2 separate regions of the Homo sapiens genome follow, and region 1 is linked to region 2. A link is a loop called in an ENCODE intact Hi-C map of the cell type or tissue named here. Cell type or tissue: gastrocnemius medialis. All regions are shown on one strand. Links, peaks and the distances in the headings refer to the core of each region. The heading gives the core; the rest is flanking DNA.

Region 1 (2,903 bases), core at 202-2,701, 430 kb before region 2:
CCGCAGCTCAGGAAAGCCTCCCTGAGTCCAGCCCTTGCTAGAAGGTTAAGTGGTCCTCGCCAGCCTCAAGTTCTTTCCTTCAAAAACCACTTATCTCACTTGGTCATCAGTGTGATTATTTAATGTCTCTCCTGCTACCCGTAAGGGACCATTCGGAGTACAGCAGAGGGGCTGTGCATAGCAGGACGCCACTGCCACTGAGGGAGTTAACAGAAGCCACAGTCTGGGTCCCCACTCCTGGATTCTAAAATTTAACTCTTTACTCTCTGGAAGAAGAGATAAGAAGCCATTAACAATGCATCACTTTAATTAAACACTCTAAAAGAAGTGGAGAAAAAAATCATGTTAGTATTGAAATCCTTTGCCTTTCCAATTCCACTGGATAAAAGGGGTCCTTCAGGTCTCAGCCCTCCCAACAGAACCAGTTTTCTCCTCTCAGAATCAGCTGAGCAATGACTCTTCGCTGAAACAAGCTGGTGGCTGTTCCCTACTAGGAAGCAGCCAGTTAGTTTGGTAAGGGCTGGAAGGGGCTTGCTTTCCCTGGCACCATGCCTGAAGGCCACCTAGACCTGTAAGAAGGCAGCCCATGAAAATCCCAGCCTGCTGAGAGCTCTGCCATCCAAGGAGGGTGATGGGTTTTACCCACCTCAGCCTAATGACTCCAAACAAACTGGCTGAAGGTGAAAGGGTTGGCAGGGCTGTCTGGGGAGGAAAACCACCCATCCAGAAGGGTGGGCATGTCAGTCTTACGAGTGCTGCCACGCATGGGAAAGGTGTGGGAGCTATACTCTAGCCTGGTCCACTTCTGTCCCCACATTCTACCTGGAGGCTTCTCGACCTCACACCAGGGCATTAATCTGCTTGGGCACACAGTGAATCAGAACACAATGGTTTTAATACCTGCTTGGCCCCAACTCTGAGAACAGGGACCTGCCACTTGCCCTGAATGGGCCTCAGTGTCTTCATGTGTAAAGAGAGGAGGCTGAGGTAGGCTGCTCACAGCACATTCAAATGCTCGGAGGGCTTGGGCAGGAAACCTGAGACAGAGAAGCAGCAACAGCATGCAGCAGAAATACAGTGAACTGGAGAGGCCATATTTTGTCTAAATGCATGCAAAATCAGATACATTAAAATAACCCTAGCCAGGTGTGGTGGCACCTGTAGTCCCAGCTACTCAGGAGGCTGAGGCATGAGAACTGCTCGAGCCCGGGAGGCAGAGGTTGCAGCAAGCTGATATCGTGCCACTGCACTCCAGCCTGGGCTACAGAGTGAAACCCTGTCTCAAACAAAAACAAAAACCCGTGCAGGCCAAACACACCTGAGGGTTAAATACCATCTATAGGCTGTTGGTTAAAAATAGTTTGGAGACTGCAAAGACAGCTTCTACTTCATTCTATAAATGATGCTTTGTCTTTAAAGCCTAGCATGGTACCTAAAAAATAACATGGGAGGAAAATGGGAAGGTGAGGGAATCCTTCTTTCTGAAATCCATAGGCAAACCCACTGAACAAACAGACACTGGTCCCCAGTTACCTAACCCTGCTTGCTTGTGCTGCGCTACCACAGTGTGTGCAAATCCAGAACGTGGGAAGGTTCTGCCAAGGCAGTGCTGGGTGCTGAGTCACAGCTACTTACGTGACTGATGTGTGTTCCAGCCAGATGGGGGGAGCCGGAAGCCAAGCCCAGATGGCCATCTTCTTTCCTCTGGGAATGCTGATTTCAGGGCTCCTGGCAGCAAGGAAGAGCTCATCTTGGTGAGAGAGGGGCCTGGGGAAGGCTCTTTTGTAAAAGGGGAATGTCTTGCCCTCAAGAGACAGTCCCAGGCCATTGCATGTATAAACTGAAAGGGCAGTCCAGCTTCCTGTCATTCTAGGCAGCAGCCTGGGCATTCTGTCTTTAGCTGTCAGGGTGGGGGCTGTGAATCAGAGGGAAGGGTGATAAAAGGAATGGTATACACATGAGGGGCCAAGGGTGGAGCAGAGGGAGCATGGAGTTACCGGCTGGCCCAAAGTCCCCAGAAACCTCCATCAGGCTCTTCCTTTCTGGCAGGGTGGCCTTCAAAGGAGGACTCAGAACCCAGGGACCACTGCATTTCCCAGGCCCTGAGCCCCAGTGTGGGAATCACATCCTCCAAACCCACAGTGCCCCTCAAATTCCTATTCAGGTAAGAAGGCAAAAAGTAACAGCCTTCCAAGCCTACGTGGACCCAGCATCGGTTTTTCTGGTTTCCCCTGCGTCAGAGGTATGGAGGTCTATGTTCCTAGGCAGCTGCACTCCTAAAAGTTCAGTTTTCCATCCCTCCCTTAACACTACTGACATAAACCCCAGACTCAGTCCAGGCACGGGGGCCCTGGGTCGGGACTGCTGGCTGGATGGGAGGATGCACCAAGGTTACCCTGCCCCTGGGATGAGCTGGGGGGACAGCAGGAGACAGTGGAGGGCAAAGGGAAGGAGGAGGAGTGGAATGAAGACTGGAGCTCGCGTGTCTCCATGTTCCCCCAGTAGAAGGGCTCAGCTCTGGCACAGAAGGATGGGCATGTCCCTGAACTGCTTTCAAGAAAGCTAGTGCTTTCTGCAAGAGGAAAAATGAGCATACCAATGGTCTATTACACAAACACAATGCCCACCACAGAGTTCATGGGTCCAAACCAATGCAGATCCAAAGGCAAACCACCAATGCTGCTCCCTGGTCATTCCTAAATCATCTGCTTGACTCAGTGAAGATGGAGTCAAAAGTGAAACCACAGTCTCAGGTGAAACCTAACTCTGGAGGTAGGGAGGGAGACGCCCCAAAGCCCAGCTCCCCCACCTCCCCCAGGCAGAGCTGGTGACCACTTCCTTCAGCCACTGGGAAGTAACTAACAGATGCAGTATCCTACCAGGCACCACACTCACAAGACGGC
Region 2 (2,903 bases), core at 311-2,810:
ACGCCAGCTCCAGAAGTACCAGAAAGGGATGCAATTTACATAGAATACAACACGAAAATCCTTGGGAGTGTGCACCCTGGAGTCCTTGCCGTAGGATATTGACTAATAGAAAACAACTCCAGCGCTGTCCAGTTTAAAATCCTCAGAGAAGAACGAGGGGAAAACTGGGTAGGTACGGGTAGCTGTGAGAGGCTGGAGACTGCGAGAGCATTAAATAGTCATCCTTCTTCACAGGAAACTGTGAAGTTCTCCAGCACCTCTGAGTCTCTCCTGGAAATCTTCACCTCCCATGACTTAAAGCAAAGGCTTTGAGGAGCTGTCTGCTCTCACTTCCTCTGACCCCCTAGTACACACTGTTAATGCCATTCTGCCTTTTACTAAAGGTATTTGGGGGTACTTGGCTATGCAATTTCTTCCTCCACTCCCTGAGTGTACTGTAAATGCCCTGAAGGTAAGATCTATTACTTTTTCATCCTTGTATTAGGAGGGAGCTACCACATTCTTGGCACCACACAGGTGATCGATCCCTATTTATTTAAACTTAAATGAATTCCAATTCCCGCTTTCAGTGTCATCCTATTTGGTTCAGTGCAAAGGGTAAGAATCTCTCCTTCTTCTATCCCTCTATACTATGGTTGAGAGGGAGGCTGTTTAGACAGAACAAGAGAAAGCCTGGGAGAACAACTCCTCCAAGAGGGCTGGGAGGTGCTAGGGTTCCTCTGTCAGAAGCTTCCGTCCTCTCAAAGCGTCGGAGAGAATATGTGTGTTTTGCGGGGATCAGAGGAGACAGGCTCATTCACCAGCTCTTCACTCGGAGCCCTGGGATCCCTCCTCCTCTTCCCTCTGAAAGACAAGTTGAACTTTCCAAGGGCAACTCTACTACCTTTTATCTTTCACCCTCAAAGTAATTTTAGCCAAAGAAAAGCAGAATTAAACTTTCATAACACGATACATTTATCTTGTTTTTCTTCTTTCTTTTCTCTATCCTCCCTTCCCCCTGCCCTGACGTCCAGGTACATCTGAGCTAAAGCAAACCAAGATGAACTATCAAGGGATGCTATCAGATTGGAAGAGACGGGGCTAAGCTCTCTGGTCTCCTGCCCATCCCAATACTTCAATATTTTTCCATGCCCCTGTTAGGCAGTTATTATCTCCTTAGATAAGAAAAGCCTCTGGACTCTGCTGTCTCTCAATATTGTCCTCTGCTGAAATGAAAGGGGGAATTATAATTCAGAGAAAGATTCCCACAGAGAATATGAAGAAAAAGATTAAATCAGCGATACAATGTTGACATGCATTCAGTTCCTGAAAGCTCTTTTAAAAAAAAGTCTCCTCAGGAGCAGTTTTGCTACTACCTGAGAGTCTCAAAAATCTGTATTTAGGGAGTTGGGAGATGGGAAGCATGTGAAGGCCCCTCGGGGTTGGGTCAGAAACTTCTGTTGCTGATAAGAACGGCAAGGGCCTTTTGGCGGGCCAGCCAGCAGATTGGACTCCCTGTTAAGTTGAGAATGCACTCCCTCCCTGCCACCCAGCCCTAGACGTGACCTGTTGGGGCAGGCCTCTCCGGAGTTGCTCACAACCCATGCATCCCAGCTTAATGCTGCAGGCGCCTTCTCATCCTCTGCAAACAGACAGAGGCCCAAAGGTCCCACTGGCAATAGGACCCTACCAGTTGTAGTCTCTGGGAAGTGACGGCTGGGAGTTTCGAATATATCTCATCTATTAATATTTTTTTTCTTCTAAAAAAAAAAAAAAGCACAAAAGCCACTGTTTTGGGCCAAGCCTGGCTTTCAAGAGTCCCCTCTAGTGGAGATAACCTGCTACTTCGGCTTCTCAGTTCAGCCCAGAGCCTCCCTGGCCAGTGAAGATTCAGAAAACCCCCTTCTGCCTGCAAGGCTCTCTTTCCCACTTTTCTCTTTGTGTTCACTCTGAGCTCTGTCCACCCCCATTCACACTGTTAATCTCTCTGTCTTTATCTTCCCTTGCTGTCTTCCTCCCTCTCTCCATTTATCTGTGCCTGTGCCCACATCTTGACTTCTGTCTTTCCATGTGTGCCTTTGCTCCTGCATCTTGATCTACATCTTCCATCCACCTGCTGGTTTTCTTTGATGTTCAGGATTCCAGGTCTGACTTGTTAGGAATGCCTTGGTCAGGCCTTGGACCACATGGACTCACTTCAAACGGCCAAAACAGCCACCCACAAGCCAGATCCACAGTGAGAAGCACTAGGAAAATCCTAGTGGTTATAGAGCTGTCTATAACCTGAGCTCAGAGCTCCTGCTCCGAATCCTGTGTGAAGCCGGCTGCTCCCTTCAATAGATTCTCCCCACCTCTGTGCCTGCTTCCCAGTCTCTGACACACGCCCTGCCCTGCAAACAACTGGCAATGCCTGGGTAAAGGGACAACTGGCAGTGCGTGGGAAGAGTATGCTGGGGTAGGGGAAGAAGGTGAGGAAGAGGTGAGTGGGGGTCAGTGGCTGAGCCTGGGGCTGTGGCAGGACAGTGGAGACACAGCAAATGTTAAGCTGGGGTGAAGGGGGGTATGGGGGAACACCTGCTGGTCCTCTGAGTTTCCCAGAGATATTCTTTCACCCAAGAGAGAGACAGAACCAGAGCAGGGAAGGCGGTTAATGGTTAACCAACTGTAGAAGCAGAGAACTTTTGCACTGCTCAGGCCTCAGCCATTTCTTTCAGCTCTGTGCCCTTCCTTCCTCCTCTCCCCTTACACTCTTACCCCGCAAGGACCCTGCTCCCCAACAAAGAACTTTCTCGCCTCTATTTATGCCCTCCAATTCCAGATGGAGCAGTGTGGAGCTAGATAAAGAGGTTCCATATGCCCAAATGCCAGGGAATGAGGCCCAGGAGAGCCTGAGGGCTAAGCCCAGGAGGACGGGGATATCCTCT

Evidence for each region. Peaks named below come from ENCODE experiments on the same cell type or tissue, not always from the same donor. Only the 100,000 strongest peaks of a DNase experiment are listed, where the experiment ranks them.
Region 1: a loop joins it to region 2, with 2.6 times the contacts of the local background. A loop is called at or near these places in 3 of 110 quality-filtered maps.

The regions. Positions count from the first base shown.
Region 1 is chr1:207,804,370-207,807,272 of GRCh38, forward strand. It overlaps MIR29B2CHG (MIR29B2 and MIR29C host gene), which reads right to left. Exons shown (of 6, transcript NR_135299.1): 5 at 1,636-1,728. Among named protein-coding and RNA genes, the nearest start is that of MIR29B2, 3.3 kb to the left of the region's middle. RefSeq lists an enhancer at 1,298-2,497. In gastrocnemius medialis, for the core only: no CTCF peak of the experiment used is centred there; DNase peaks (open chromatin) are centred at 552, 912, 1,602 and 2,412; H3K4me3 peaks cover 1,366 bases; H3K27ac peaks cover 2,500 bases.
Region 2 is chr1:208,237,414-208,240,316 of GRCh38, forward strand. All of the region lies in intron 1 of PLXNA2 (plexin A2), which reads right to left. Among named protein-coding and RNA genes, the nearest start is that of PLXNA2, 5.5 kb to the right of the region's middle. In gastrocnemius medialis, for the core only: a CTCF peak has its summit at 1,816 (motif pointing left); a DNase peak (open chromatin) is centred at 2,424; H3K4me3 peaks cover 559 bases; H3K27ac peaks cover 1,212 bases.